Linked DNA regions of Homo sapiens: region 1 is linked to region 2. A link is a loop called in an ENCODE intact Hi-C map of the cell type or tissue named here. Cell type or tissue: IMR-90. All regions are shown on one strand. Links, peaks and the distances in the headings refer to the core of each region. The heading gives the core; the rest is flanking DNA.

Region 1 (8,408 bases), core at 233-8,232, 440 kb after region 2:
CACACACACACACACACATTAGCTGGGCATGGTGGTGCGCATCTGTAATCCCAGCTACTCGGGAAGCTGAGTCAGGAGAATCACTTGAACCCAGGAGGCGGAGGTTGCAGTGAGCCGAGATTTCACCACTGCACTCCATCCTGGGCAATAGAGTGAAAAAAAAAAAAAAAAAAGGACAGACAAAGATTTAAACAGTGATCACTGTTCCTCATCCTTCCCCTCCCCACCCCATCCTAATTCTGCCATAGCCTCTCTTTCCTACCCACTTCGTCTGAAACTTGTTGGCCTGGTCCTGTAGACAACTTCCCCACCTTCCCTCACTCAGGAAATCCTTCTTTTCTTTTTTCCTTATTACTGTAATTCTTGTAATGAACATTTGTTGAGGGCCACATACTCTGGTTGGCTCTGAGGATAGCGGGGAAATACAGCACAAGGTCCTGCCCCTTGGATGCATTCTCTTGTGCTATGTCTTTCTGTGGCTACGGTCACCCTTACTGAGAAGGTGTGATTGGGATCCTATTCCTTGATGGATTACTCTCAGGATGATTCAGTTGTATCAGGCAGTATTACTTACTCAAATTATAAGGTTCTACAGTTAAACCCCATATTTTACAATTCTGCATGTGTTTGAAAGTTTAATTCTGCACATATCTAAACATACATAGCTAGATAGATATAGATCGAGTTTGGCTTTAGTTTGCAGTTATACTATTTTATATTATTATATCATTATATTTGGTTCAGGGCTTGCAATTGTTTTCATTCAGTCTCTTGTTCTATGTTATAAAGGCCAGGCCAGGTGTGGTGGCTCACACCTGTAATCCCAGCACTTTGGGAGGCCGAGGAGAGTGGCTCACCTAAGGTCAGGAGTTCGAGGCCAGCCTGACCAACATGGTGAAGCCCCGTCTCTACTAAAAATACAAAAATTAGCCAGTGTGGTGGCACATGCCTGTAATCCCAGCTACTCGGGAGGCTGAGGCAGGAGAATCGCTTGAAGCAGGAGGTGAAGGTTGCAGTGAGCTGAGATCTCACCACTGCACTCCAGCCTGGGCAACAGAGTGAGACTGTCAAAAAAAAAAAAAAGGTCCAGGTCATAGAGAAACAAATGTTTCTTAAGTGCCTACTTTATGTCAGTGGCTTTCCTGGATAAGTAAGATTGGATAAATAAGACATACAGTATTTATGTTTCAGAAAGAAATTAAAAAAGAAAAACAACCAAAACCCTGTATCCCAGATAACTAATTCAGGAATCATTGGTTGAGGAGACCTGATGGATCTTAGTTTAGCCTTTTAAATGTTAAAATGTTCAGCTTTTCTCACATGTGACATTTGCTGGTCTAGATAGCCTTAATTTTACAGCCGCCAAAATTTCTTTGGTATGGCAAATGCAGACAGAAGACTAATCTTGTGGGATTAAGTAGAGTTAAAAACTATTTACAAATAAATTTTAGAGTGTGAATAAATGGACAGACATTACTATGTGTCTCACATAGCAATGGCACATGCGCCCACAGTGCAGTAGTAGATTTCCCCTGGTACCCCGGCATCAGCACTAGTTTACTTTTAAGAGCAGGGCTGAGCTCTTTGGGAGCACATTACTACTTCTTAAGTGTTTTTTCTGCTATCTCAGGATATCCCGCATGATATTCTGACTACTTTAGAGGCCTGGGCAACTACGCTCCATTCATCATCAGTGTGAAAGAAATCTACACATTACATACGGTTAAGGATATTTCTTTGTTCCTTTTTGTGTTGCAATTTAAATCAGAGCCAATGTGGTGTATTTTAGCTGCGTTTTAGGTATGTAAAATTTTCAGTACTATGGTTGCTGCAAATGTAATTGTGGTTTTTGCCATTGCTTTTAGTGGCAAAAACCACAATTACTTTTGCACCAACCAAATACTAAAATAAACTTTTTTCATTATATAAATTTGATACCATGATATAGACTTAAGAAATCAAACCTTAAAAATATCTAGTTCAAATGGCATACTATTATAGTAAATGATGTAATAATTTTAAGCAATTAAACATTATCACTTAACCATATTCTCCTACATGATTGGCATTTTAATGCAAGTAGTGTCAGTTAAAGAGAAAAGTTCTTTTGATAAAAGCTCTATTGATATAATAACTAAAGTCAAAGTTAATTCTAAATAGTAAATAAATCGATCAATGCACATTTATTGGGGGTAATTCTGTGTTTTCTGCACAATTCCAGAGTTGCGGAAGATAACATAATTCCCTTTCGAAAGCAGAAAGAAAAATACAAGGGAATTTCTAATTAAATGATTGATTATATGGCATAAGTGTATTTGCTATAGAAGTTAAGAAGAGAGCTATGAAAGCGGGAATGAAAATTTGAACTAGCAAGGTTAGATCAGATTTAAATGACTGGAAGAAAGTAGGAAAGATATTTTTGGCAAACCTAAAAGCTGGGATTGAATGTGTGAGGCTCTGAGGTGAGGCCACTCTGTGAGTACAGCTGTCAGTGTATGTTGAAGTGAAGCAGGATAGGGGCTAATGTGGAGAATAGGGCTAAGTTATAAAGAGACCTGAAGGCCATGAAAACAAACAGAGGTAGGCTGGGCGTGGTGGCTCATGCCTGTAATCCCAGCACTTTGGGAGGCCGAGGCAGGCAGATCACCTGAGGTCAGGAGTTCAAGACCTGCCTGACCAACATGGTGAAACCCCATCTCTACTAAAAATACAAAAATTAGCTGGGCGTGGTGGCGGGCATCTGTAATCCCAGCTACTCAGGAGGCTGAGGCAGGAGAAACACTTGAACCTAGGAGGCGGAGGTTGCAGTGAGCTGACATCCTGCCATTGCATTCTAGCCTGGGTGACAGAGCGAGACTCTGTCTCAAAAAAAAAAAAAAAAGAAAACAAACAGAAGTAAGAACAGGTAGAGATGGGCAGGGAAACAAAACATTTCTTGGTTGTATTGTACAAATTATAATCGGTAACATTCATTATTAGCTTAATTATTAGCCGAATATTGTGCTAAGAATTTCACATAAATTACATAATCCTCATATCAACCTTGTAAGTTGGTATAATGATTGTTATTTTAAAGATGAGAAAACTGAGACACACAGAGAATAAGTCACTAGGCGATTATACACAGGTAGTATATGGAAGAATCAAGATTTAAAGTCAGGCAATTTAGCTTCCAAATTTCTATACTGAGATACTTTACCATCCAACATCGCGAGGAGGCTCTCGGCCTAAAAAGTTACACAACCCTATGAAAGAGGTATTATTATCCTAATTTTCGAGTTGATATACTGAGTGTCCACAAATTACTACTATGGCAGTTAAAATGGAAATTTCTACTTACCTGAAAGCACAATACAGCATTTACTCTGAGTTCAATTGCAATAAAAGGAAAATATTTAATCAATAATTTAATCAGTATATAGAGACAGCAATACTGTGTGCCAAACACCGTTGGTGGTACTAAAGATATAACTTGGGGACTTTGTAATTAACTAAATATTTTGTTATACTTATTTCTTCATTTATCTATATGCATTTTATATGCTCAGCTACTAATATTTTCTTTTTTTCATTATTTATTATACTTTAAGTTCTGGGATACATGTGCAGAATGTGCGGGTTTGTTACATAGGTATACATGTGCCGTGGTGGTTTGCTGCACCTATCAACCTGTCATCTAGGTTTTAAGCCTCGCATGCATTAGGTATTAGGTATTTGTCCTAATGCTATTCCTCCCCTAGCCCCCCACCCCCTGACAGGCCCCAGTGTGTGATGTTCCCCTCCCTGAGTCCATGTGTTCTCATTGTTCAACTCCTACTTATGATTGGGAACATGTGGTGTTTGGTTTTCTGTTCCTCTGTTAGTTTGCTGAGAATGATGGTTTCCAGCTTCATCCACGTCCCTCCAAAGGACATGAACTCATGCTTTTTTATGGCTGCATAGTATTCCATGGTGTATATGTGCCACATTTTCTTTATCCAGTCTATCATTGATGAGCATTTGGGTTGGTTCTATGTCTTTGCTATTGTGAATAGTGCTGCAATAAACATACATGTGCATGTGTCTTTATAGTAGAATGATTTATAATCCTTTGGGTATATACCCAGTAATGGGATTGCTGGATCAAATGGTATTTCTGGTTCTAGATCCTTGAGGAATTTTCTTCTGTCAACATTTACTTTGGTTTATTCTGAATTTCAGCCTAACCATTCCCTACCCTTATGCTTTGAAGACAAGACAGGAAACAGGTACCAACAAGCACAATACCAGTGATGAAAATCACAGTTGTAAGTTTCCTCTGGTGTGGAGCCACCTAGTGAAAGTAAAAGCAGATTGTTAAATATTTCAGAAGTTTGATGGCTGATTGTTATAGTTTATAGTTTATATGTTATAGTTTATAGATTGTTATATAGCTTGAAATTAGCCATCACAGGGTGCATCTACATCACAGAAATTGGCAAACATTACTGACAGTATGATTGATATATATATATATATATATGCTATTAAATGTGTATATATGTAAAATGTGATATATATGCTATTAAATTTGTATATATATGCTATTAAATGTGTATATTATATATGTGTGTGTATATATGTGCTATTAAATGTGTATATTATATATGTGTGTGTGTGTGTGTGTGTGTGTGTGTGTGTGTGTGTATCTGTTCTATTTTCAGTGGCTCGCTGCACAGAACTGCCAGGGAAGAAGACTTTTTATTTGGGTGAAGTCAACCAGAGGGATGAGAGCCAAACCTCAAATCCATCTCTCCAAATTGATTAAAATTGGTGTGTTGACATAGTGGGGGGGAAATATAACTACATGTGGGAAACAGGAATTAGAGGAATTAGGGAAGGGTGAGGAAGCAATCACGATTGATGGGGGCTCTGGCTTCTCCTTGTCTGGGTGCCAGGATCTGGTGAGTCCCTTGCCTGAGGTTTGGTTTCCTGAGGAAGGAACCCAGAGGAGACAAATGTTAAGTTTCAAGTTTCAAGATCAGGAGGATCAATCTCTATGTTTATTGAAAAAACCCCATAAATATCAGTTCTATGGGAAAATTGGGCCAGTTTTATATAAATATGTGTAATATGTGTACGTATAATTTTGAAGTGCTTTAGTAACATAGTTGCTTTGTTCATTTATTGATTCCATAAATACTGAATATGTATACATATTGTAAATATGTCATCTGTATACACACAGGGGCACACACACATATAGGTTTTCATCCATTGTTCCTGGCTCATAACTCCCGTAGCCTTTGTAACAGTTTTTATAATGCTGTGGCTCTTTAGGTCTCAAAAAACAGAAACTCTCTCTCTGACCTTCTCCTATTCTCCTGTCAGCAGCCCGAGACAGGACTCTAATCTTCTTTCACCATTCTGATTGTGGGTTATAAGATCCTCATTTCAGAAGGGGTCCTGGCCCTTAGCCTGGAAAAAGGAATACAGCACAGAGAAGCCAAAAAGAATCTGGACAAGCCTTGCTGGGTTTCTGTTCAGCCTATTAGTGTTAGAGAATACCCTTTTTGTCCAATCATACTTCTCCCTGGTGGTCAATTCTGTCTATGCAGTGAAGTCTCCATTAAAGGCCCAAGAGGACAGGGTGCAAGAGAACTTCTGGATAGCTGAATATGTGGAAGCTGAGAGGAAGGTGAACAAGAATTCATCTATGTGCTGGGAAGTGGTGCACCCCAACTCCAAAGGGACAGAAGCTCCTGTGCTTGAGACCCTTCCAGACCTTGCCTTGTGTATCTCTTCATCTGGCGGTTTATGTGTATCCTCTAAAATATCCTTTGGCATAAACTGCTAAACATCATAAATGTTTTCTTGAGTTCTATGAGCCGCTCTAGAAAATTAATTGAACCCAAAGAGGGGGCTCTGAGAGTCCCAATTTGAAGCCAGTGCATTAGAAATTCTAGAGGCTGGGGTATGCTGATGGGAAGGAGGGGGTGGTTTTGTGTGACTGAGCCCCCAACTTGTGGGATCTGAGGCTGTCTCCAGATAGTGGCTGAATTGAATTGAATTGGAGGGCACCCAGCTGGTGTCTGCTGCAGAGCTGATTGCTTGCTTAGTGTGTGGGGAGAAACCCCACACATTTGGTCACAGAAGTCTTCTGTGTTGCTTGTGGTGATAGAACAGAGGAAAAACAGTTTGAGTTTTTCCACTATCACAAGTACAAATGAGGGCTTTTTTTTTTTTTTCAGTCTAGCTGCCAGTACACCACTGCCCTCCTCCTTTGTGAGATCTTTGTAGGTTCTATTCTCATTCTTTCAGATGCCTGGTATATTTGTAATTTGCATCCTGTTATTTGTATCTTTTTTTCCTATCAAAGAGAGCTCACAAGAATGGAGAAGGGGAAGGGAATTAATATTTCCTAAGCATCTGCTGTATATCAATTACTGTGCTTAACTGTACATATTATTTGATATTCATGATAACTCAGTGAGTTAATTATTACTCCCATTTTCAGGCTAGAAAACTGTGACTTAGAAAGGTTAAGTTACATTTCTGTGGTCAAACATATAAGAACTGAAGTTGAGGGCGGGCACAGTGGCTCACACCTGTAATCCCAGCACTTTGAGAGGCCGAGGTGGGCAGATCAGGAGGTCAGCAGACCAAGACCATCCTGGCCAACATGGTGAAATCCCATCTCTATTAAAAATACAAAATTTAGCTGGGTAGGGTGGCACGTGCCTGTAATCCCAGCTACTCGGGAGGTGCCACTGCACTCCAGCCTGGGCAACAGAGCGAGAGTCCTTCTCAAAATAAAAAAAAGAACTGAAGTTGAATTTCTTATATGTGACTTCAAAGTCCACAGTCTTTCCAGCTGGTGAATGTGTCAGTAATTTAGGCTTCTGGGTTTGTTTAGAGTGGCTAATTTTGAAATGCTTTAGTAACTGTTTTACATAGTTGCTTTGTTCATTTATTGATTACATAAGTACTCAAGAGATATGGCCGGGTGCGGTGGCTCATGCCTATAATCCCAGCACTTTGGGAGGCCAAGGCAGGCTGATTATGAGGTCAGGAGATTGAGACCATCCTGGCTAACATGGTGAAACCCCGTCGCTACTAAAAATACAAAAAAAATAGCCGGGCATGGTGGCGGGCACCTGTAGTCCCAGCTACTCGAGAGGCTGAGTCAGGAGAATGGCGTGAACCCGGGAGGCAGAGCTTGCAGTGAGCCGAGATCGCGCCACTGCACTCCAGCCTGGGCGACAGAGCAAGACTCCGTCTCAAAAAAATAAATAAATGAAAAAAAAGAAATAACTGGGTCCCCATCTGACAATGAGAAGCACATTTAATGCCTTAAGGTAGGAATGAAAGAGGCAGACACCTGAACAGAGAGAGCGGGTGTGTGGAAGGCATTGTTTCCTAATCACAAGCATTTGAAAAAGGCTTTTTGGGGAAGCAAATATAGGCCTCTTGACGTCCAAGAAATCCTACTGCATTCCTATTCCAGTTAAGGCTGAGCCTGGAAACAATGTTTAGTACCTGTTCTCTTAAAGACCTTTCATACCACTTCAGCTGTAAGTTAATAATGGAGTCTTTGTATAATAAAAGAGTAAAAATAGACTTGTTTTTCTATTACATTTTGTTTTTGGTTAGGGAGGAAAAAAACGTGAAGCTGTATCAAGGTTGTATTTGTCCTAATAAATTTTGCTTTAGATTCATTGACGTTCAAAGGCACAAGTCTCCTAAATCTCAGCTCTGCTATTTGTTACCTACTTATTACATTGCACCTGTTGATAACTAGCTCAGCTTTTTGGCCCCACTTTTCTCATCTATAGTTTCACTACTGTATGAATACTCACCTTACAAGGCTGTCTGGCTATAGATAATGTACATAGTCTCTCCAATCTACTTTTGTACCCAACTTCTATCACTTTCCTGTGGAATCCTTAATGTTAGTAAAACTTTTCTCCTCACTACGCTTTGATCAGTCCTTTGGGATTAACTTTCCTGAAATGCCTCCTTTTCTCTTTGTCCCTTCAGTCTCCAACCCGAAGGCCCAAGTCAAGTTTAGTACCCTCCCAAATCCTTCCCAGTCCATGATATCTGCTTTAGATCTCTTCTATTCTCTTCTGAGTTTAGACTTGGTCTTCCTTTCCTTTACCTATTTGTAATTATAAACCATCATTAGCATCTCTTGTAGCATTGCTTTGTGCGGTTACACATATCTTTCCCTTTTCTTTCCAACAAGATTTTAATTACCTAGAGGTTGGGGTTGTTATGTTTCTTCACATTTCTCATAGAGTGCAACACACCTGAACAGTCTCAAACAGCAGCAACATTAATATGTACTAACATTCATAATCCTTCCATGAGCATTGCATACAGAACTGTGCACAGGGTGAATGTTTAATAAGTATTGCAGTAATTACTTATTACTTCTGTGTTAATTG
Region 2 (8,408 bases), core at 174-8,173:
TTGAAGACCAGCCTGGGCAACATGGTGACATCCTGTCTTTATCAAAAATACAAAAAAAAAAAAAATATAGCCAGGCATGGTGGTGTGCACCTGTGGACCCTGCTACTCGGGAAGCTGAGGTGGGAGGACCGTTTAAGCCCAGGAGTGGAGGTTGCAGTAAGCCGAGATTGTGCTACTACATCCCAGGCTGGGTGACATAGTAAGACCCTGTCTCATTTAAAAATAAAAATAAAATTTTAAAAGTTTGAAAATAATATCTTTTCTAAAATTCTTATAGGTAAAAACAAATTATAAAAATTAGGCCAGAATCAAAATATGATTAAATTTTTAAAAGAATCCCCTTGCATCCTTAAAGAAGATAAAAGATAAGCAGTAACTCTTGAAAAAATATTTTTTAAAAAAATTGTTTTCTTAGCATATTATTGTTTTCATTTACTTATTTAACAAATATTTATTGAGTGCGTACTATTACCCAGGCACTATGCCATCTCTTTGATAAACAACATAATTAGAATGTTTTGCATGTGTTCCATTAGATGATTTAATTTTAAAGTTAGAAACCGTGTGATTTTAAAAATCAGCTCAGCACATAGCTAACATGAAATATAAACAAGATCTTACATGATGAAAAGAATAGCTAAAAACTACTGCCTTGTATATTTAGAAAAGAAAATTACATGGTAGAAAGACCCAAAGGAATAGCTACCTTGATTTAACACTGCTGGAACTTTCAGCATTTGGCTGATGACCAGTAGAGCACATTAGTATTGTAAGGCCAGGCATTGAAAAGAACACTAAGATTCGCTTGCTACCTTCCTTACATAAGCCAGAATCCATGTACCGTATATGAATCCACAAAAATAATAAAGGGAGGTGACCCAAGAGCAATGCTTACATAATTATCTCCAGTTGTCATCAAAGTTTTAATTTAAAGATTGGAAAAAATGGAAAATGCTGGTCTCTATAATCTGAGAAAGAACTAGAAGGGACAATGACACATTTTTCTTTTATGGACTTATGTTTTATGGACTTATGACATTACATGAAGGATTTATTGTTAGAATCTATATATATGCAGATCACATACAGTTTTATATATAATTATATAAAATGTAAGAGGACAGCAATTAGTCTCATATTAATATTCAAAGTGCTAACAGTTAACACCATATCATTTTACTAAAAGCAAGAAATTCCTATTATTTTCCATTCAAAAGAAATAAAATATTTCCCTACGATAGTTACTCATTTGGAAGACATGTGAAAACTGGCAGTCACTTGGCTTTTGAAGGAATGAAACTTTGAAAGGGTTCAGACGAATTGTTCTAAATGTAGATTTTAATTGGTTCCTTCATTCCCCGTGACCTATAAAATACTCAGAGAAGCTTCAAGCAAAATGTGTTTTCTCCCCACCCTGATCCTTGCCATTGGCAAAGGCTGCTTATTTTCTTATGTTTCAAATTATCCGAGTTAACGTGACTGGCTTTGTTTAGCAATGACTTCACATAACTGGGCCTTTTATCAGGCATTTTTATATACCGGCACTATTCATGTTATTATCAAAGACTGAAAAACAACATTTTTTGTAAAAGCTGAGCAAAACACCAAAGAGTATGATGGCAACAATAATATATTTATCATGAGATGCTGGTAAGAAGAGTTAAACAAACCGAAAAATAAATGATCTAGCAACCAGAGGCTGGAGTGAGGGTGGACAGGGAAAGGGGAAATGTTGGTCAAAGGGTGCCAAGTTTCAGTGAGATGGGAGGAACAGGCTCTGGTGATCTATTGCACAGAATGGTGACTCTAGCTAATAATAATGTATTGTATATTTCAAAACAGATAAAAGAAAGGATTTTAAGTTTCTCACCACAAACGAATGATAACTGTTTGAGGTGATGGATATGTTAATTAGCCTGATTTGATCATTTCACAATACATGTATACATGACATTGTACCCCATAAATATATTCAATTATTATTTGTCAATCAAAAATAAAATAAAACTTAAAAATAAAATTCTCATCCTAAAAAGAATTTAAAGGCTAAACATGAGCTTTCAAAGAACATTTTTGGAAAGTACGTGTGAATAAATATTTTCAGGGCTAGTTTCTTTTCATTAGTACATGTTAAGCATTTCTCTTCTACAATGTGTTTAATATCTACACATTATTATATCACAATTATGAGCCATAATTTTTATATCCATCTGCCACTGATATTTTATTTTCAGTATTCTACCTTTAATCATGAACCTTACTTTTTGTATGCACTTCTGATTATTTCCATGGAACACATTCACTGAGTTATAATTGTTGGGTCACAGGGAACTGCTCTGTCATTTGAAATCTGGGAAGCAGGAACCATATTGTAATGCGCCTCATTTATAAACAGGACCACCATGCCATCTGCAGATGGCACTATGTGAGCACCTGACTAAGGTGGGCCAGGTGCTCTTCATGGTTTTTAACTTTGAGGCTAAAAAGCTGGTTTTATGGGCCTTCCTAATCATATTCATCTTTTAGTACTTGACCCCTTCCTCTGGCTTCTTAAGAAGTTAATGAATTTAAAAATCAATACTAAAAATGTTTAAGGTCATAAATATCTTCTACTTGCTTTACAAAGGAAGAAAAAACACCCTGGCCTCACGAAGCCTTTAGTCCTGCTTAAATTCATTCACACTTTGTAGGATTATTTCATATTCTTGAGGTGGGATATTGAATTATTAATTTAGCAATTTGTGTTTTCAGGTCATGAATTATGTTAATTTCCATTTCAGTGAATGTTAGAGTATTTGACCAGATTGTGATGTTGCCTACTTTGTATAAAATATTCTTTTCCATGAATACATTGAGAAATTAATTAGAACATAGATTGTTTGGCTCAACAAATCAGAATTAAGTGAAGGGTAAAAAAATGGGTTTTTATTTCTAGATTACAGAATAAATACCTATATTTACCTTACTTTCCTCCTGAAAACATACTAAGTTGGCTATTAAAAATATACAAATGCGTAAGAAAAAATAGGTAGTGATACCACGGTAGTCCACTCATTTTCTTCTCTAAAATCAGCACACTCATCCGAAACTGTCACAGATACCTGCTGCTCATTGGCTCATAGCCATGTCTATCACAAGGAAGCAGATTCTCAAATAAGATTGTGGCTATAAATCAATGAACAGCAGTCTGGCAATAAGAATTCTGTGACCAGTGGTGAATGGGGAATAGATGGCCCATGACATGCAATAATAACACAATTGTTAAAACTTTCATCATCAGTTAGTCAGGATGGGTAATGGTGGAAAGGAAGTACATGAGTTTATGCAATATTTTTCTTGAAAAGTATGAGGGAATATATTATTGAATTGGGTGGCTGTGACTAAGTGCCATAAATTCAATGAAGAGAGCCAATGACAGGCCCAGAATGATTAATCAGCAATTAAGGGCAAAATCTGAAAGCCAAAGGAGTTCCTTGGCAGCATTTAGTAAAACTCTAATCTCCTATAAATGGAGAGAAGACAGAAAGGAGGAATGAGCTCACGACTAAATCATAAGAGTAGAGGAGATTCAGACAATGTTAAAGGCTGCAATTTTTACAACAAGGTCAGATATTTGAAAGGACTCACAAGATTCCATGGAGCACATTCATGTAAGACTTTTAATACAGGCAAATGATACAGTGCGTTAGGAGAAAGAGAATGTAAAAAAGCATCAATATCTGAAAGTCTTCCAGGCATAGCTACCTAGGGCCCTTATTCACAGAAGGGTGTGCTTTGTCTTTGGACTGAACCTCCAAGGTTTATTGCAAGTAAATTTGGTTTGGAAAGACCTTCGTAAGAGTTTCCAGCAGAGTTCTGTATTCCCCTAAATTCACCTAGCTAAATTTGGCTGCAGAACCAGTGATGCTACATATAAGGTATCAATAAACAACCCAGCCTGGGTACCACTTGCGGTATTCTAAATTTTAAACTAAATGTTATAAATTATGAGTTAGCCCACTACCCTTATATGGCAATGAGTCAGATACTTCCATGTGCCTCTGGAGATAAGCACAGAACGGTCATAGTTCATCTGTAAAATTATTCTATGCTACAAAATACGTAGCTCCAGTGAGTTTCCTAGGCCAAATTCAGATTTCTAACAAGAAAGAAATGAGACACTGACACTTGGAGGTGAAAATCTGGGTAGATTCATTTGAAACCCTGGAACTCCAGATGCCCCTAGTTCAACTGGTCTGGCAGTGGCCTACTTCTTCTTAGAAAATAGTAGCCACCTCCAGCCTAAAGATCATGGAGAGGTCTTCATGAAGCAGATGCCTTATGAGACAAAGTCCCTTTTCCTGGAGTCAACCCTCTTCTTCCTTCCTGACAACCAGATCAATAATAAGAGTCAAATACCAGCACAGCCCAACTGGGGAATAAGACTGGCAGAGGTAGGATAGTATCACTCTCGGGAACAATATCCCAAGGAAGATATATTTAAAGGAGGAATGCAGAACATAAAGTTGAGAAAATGAGAGTCTGTCATTATGGGAGCCCTCTGCTAGCATACATGATTTAGCCCTCTGACAGTCCAGGAGATGGTGCTAACACACTATTTAGATGGCTCATGGAAGCTTGAAATAAGTTACAGCCTATACAGTTAGTCAAATAAAAATGCCAAAATTGATAGGAAAGGTATAATTGAAAGGGATCAGAAGGCTCAAGTAGGCACTCTGATAAACCATACAAGGCTGGAAAACCCACCAGCCATCTGTTTCTTACAAGACATGAAAGACACTCCATTTACCAAAGAAGAGTGTCCTAATGAAAGGGGTACTAACATTGTTCAGAAGACAGTGATGGCTGTCTTCTGCAGGCTAAAGCTGACAAAAAGAGGTGCTACAACAGAACTGAATTGCAAAAAAACAATGGAGATTGCAGGACAATGGAATGATAAAGGTCCAACACTTAACCATCAGTGGCAAGACTAACGCAATCTTCACAACAGCAGAAAAACCTGAATGGCAGGCCCATCAGAGGGCCATGGAGATGGTTAATAGGACAGAGTGTTCCTACAGGCAAGAGGGAGGAAAACCAATGAGTGTTTTAAATTTAAAGAATCAGAAGAAATCCCAAATGGATAAACAAGAGGGTGTGGACACTCACCACAATAAACGTCATGATCCCACCCCAATTTCCTAAACTAGCTCTCAGACCTGAAACCCAACCACTGAAGAAACAGTTTCGTTCCTATAAAGAAGGACCCTGAAATGCCAAAGCAAGTGTATTCAGTAGTAAACTACCTAGTCCATCCCCAAAGGAATACACAGCCATTTTCTTTGGTAACAGTGAACTGGAAAAGGGGAAATAACTAGGTTTTTTTTTTTTTTTTTTTTTTTTGAGGATGCTTGGACACAGGATCTGAGTTGGCACAGATATTCAGGGTTCCAAAGTGATAATATGCAGAATGTGGGGACTAGAAAACAAATGGAGTCTTCACCTAGATCCAGGTACCAGTGAAGCTACTAGGTCCATTATTCCACCTGATGAACACTTCTCTAGCATTCTAATGTATAATTAGCATAAACACACATGGCAGTTGATGGGACCTTCATCTAAAGTTCTTGACCTATAAGACAGAGGTAGTTTCAGTTTTCAAATTCAGTTTTCAATTGAAGACTGAAACTACCTCTGTCTTGAGCCAAGAGATTAAAAAACAAACAAACAAAGCAAAACAAAGTAGAGTACATGCCAGAGGGAACGGCAGAGATTACTGTCACCCTCAGTAACTAAAAAAATGCAGGGGTGGCCACTATAATATCCCACCTAATTTATCAGTCTGACCCTGAAAAATATAAATATTTTTTAAAAAGGGATCATTCTTTCTTTTAAAAATATCTACAAAAACCTATAACTTCTAGCTATGGACACTGATGGCCATCCTCCCCATTCTGGTATTTAGGGGCTTTCTGCCTGAGGGCAGTTTCCCATCCACTGGCCACAAAATGAAATCTAACACTTTACAGCACCCATACATAGAGGTTCTATTTAGGCTTCCCACTCCCTGCAGGTGTCTATTGAGGAAATAGGTCCAGCTATGAAATAACACAGATAAACCAAGTCAGGTCCTCTTAATTGTCAAAAAAGTTCTTCATTCTTAAATATTACAGAAAAAAAACATTCTCACCAGTCATAGAAGAAATCCAACTGCAAGAAGAAGACCAATATAAATAAATAATGCTAACTAGCCCTAAAGAAAAAAATAAAGATTCATGAAACATATAAAATATATAAAATAATCTTACCAGTATCTTCAGAAAGTTTGGAGAAAATATTGAATTCCCAGGATGCTGTGAAAACAGTCATTAGAGAATGTGTTAGACAGAGAATGCTGTAGATAATTATGACCTTCTTTTTTGTTTTTTTGTTTTTGAGATGGAGTCTCACTCTGTCACCAAGGCCACAGTGCAGTGGTGCAATCTTGGCTCACTGCAACGTCTGCCTTTTGGGTTCAAGCAAATCTCCTGCCTCCCGAGTAGCTGGGATTCCAGGCACGTGCCACCATGCCCAGCTAATTTTTGCATTTTTAGTAGAGACAGGGTTTTGCCATGTTGGCCAGGCTGGTCTCCAACTCCTGACCTCAGGTGATCCACTGCCTCGGCCTCCCAAAGTGCTAGGATTACAGATGTGAGCCACCACGCCTGGCTGATAATTGACTTTCAGTGTCTATCTTCCATATCTTTAGTAACAAAAACTTGATTTTTAGATTAACACGCTTCTTCACAGCTAAACTATTATGCTTCTCAGCATTCCACGAAACTAATGGGAAATTATGTTACTAAATTCTGACCAGTGAGATTGTATTAGTCTGTTTTCACACTGCTTATAAAGGTATACCTGAGACTGAGCAATTTATAAAGGAAAGAGGTTTAATGAAGAACTCACAGTTCCACATGGCTGGGGAAGCCTCACAATCATGGCGGAAAGTAAGGAGGAGCAAGTCATATCTTACGTAGATGGCAGCAGGCAAAGAGAGAGCTTGTGCAGAGAAACTCCCATTTTTAAAACCATCAGATCTTGTGGGACTCATTCACCATCACAAGAACAGCACAGGAAAGACCCACCCCCATGATTCAATCATCTCCCACCGAGTCCCTCTCATAACACGTGGGAATTATGGGAGCTACAAGATGAAATTTGAGTGAGGACACAGAGCCAAGCCAAATCACTCTACATCTGGCCCCTCCCAAATATCATATCATCACATTTCAAAACCAATCATGCCTTCCCAACAGTCCCCCAATGTCTTAACTCATTTCAGTATTAACTGAAAAATGCATAGTCCAAAGTCTCATCTTAGACAAGGCAAGTCCCTTGTGCCTATGAGCCTGTAAAATCAAAAGCAAGTTAGTTACTTCCTAGATACAATGGAATTACAGGCACTGGATACATACAGCCATTCTGAATGGGAGACATTGGCCAAAACAAAGGGGCTACAGGCCCCATGTAAGTTTGATATCCAGCAGGGCAATAAAATCTTAAAGTTCCAGAATCATCTCCTTTGACACCAAGTCTCACATCCAGGTCACACTGATGCAAGAGGTAGGTTCCCATGTTCTTGGGCAGCTCCACCCCTGTGGATTTGCAGGGTACAGCCTTCCTCCTGGCTGCTTTCACAGATGGGCATTGAGTGCCCTGGGCATCCAGCTGTATCCATACATCCCCTGAAATCTAGGCAGAGGTTTCCAAACCCCAATTCTTGATTTCTGTGCACTAGCGGGCTCAACACCATGTGGAAGCTGCCAAGGTTTGGGGCTTGCACCTTTTGAAGCCATAGCCCAAGCTCCACATTGGCCCCTTTCAGCCACGGCTGGAACAACTGGGACTCAGGGTGCCAAGTCCCTTGGCTGCACACAGCATGGGGACCCTGGGCTCGACCCACAAAACCACATTTTCCTCTTAGGCCTCTGGGCCTGTGATGGAAGAGGCTGTCATGAAGACCTCTGACATTCCCTGGAGATATTTTTACCATTGTCTTAGGAATTAACATTCGGCTACTTGTTACTTACGCAAATTTCTGCAGCTGGCTTGAATTTCTCCTCAGAAAATGGGATTTTTCTTTTCTCTCTCATTGTCAGGAGGCAAATTTTTGGAATTTTTATGCTCTGCTTCCCTTATAAAACTGAATGCCTTTAACAGCACCCAAGTCACCTCTTGAATGCTTTGCTGCAGAATTTCTTCTGCCAGATACCCTAAATCATCTCTCTCAAGTTCAAAGTTCCACAAATCTCTAGGGCAGGGGCAAAATGCCATCAATCTCTTTGCTAAAACATAACAAGAGTCACCTGTGCTCCAGTTCCCAACAAGTTCCTCATCTCACTCTGAGACCACCTCTGCCTGGAACTTATTGTCCATATCACTATCAG

What was found. Hi-C counts contacts between places; a loop is a spot of excess contacts. Peaks named below come from ENCODE experiments on the same cell type or tissue, not always from the same donor. Only the 100,000 strongest peaks of a DNase experiment are listed, where the experiment ranks them.
Region 1: it touches region 2 in a loop (9-fold over the local background); 2 of 110 quality-filtered maps call a loop at or near these places.

Annotation. Positions count from the first base shown.
Region 1 is chr4:177,542,660-177,551,067 of GRCh38, forward strand. The region is part of intron 1 of AGA-DT (AGA divergent transcript); the gene reads left to right. Among named protein-coding and RNA genes, the nearest start is that of AGA-DT, 100 kb to the left of the region's middle. In IMR-90, for the core only: a CTCF peak has its summit at 4,326 (motif pointing left); a DNase peak (open chromatin) is centred at 4,812.
Region 2 is chr4:177,104,333-177,112,740 of GRCh38, forward strand. No RefSeq gene overlaps it. Among named protein-coding and RNA genes, the nearest start is that of NEIL3, 200 kb to the right of the region's middle. In IMR-90, for the core only: a CTCF peak has its summit at 4,568 (motif pointing right); a DNase peak (open chromatin) is centred at 4,569.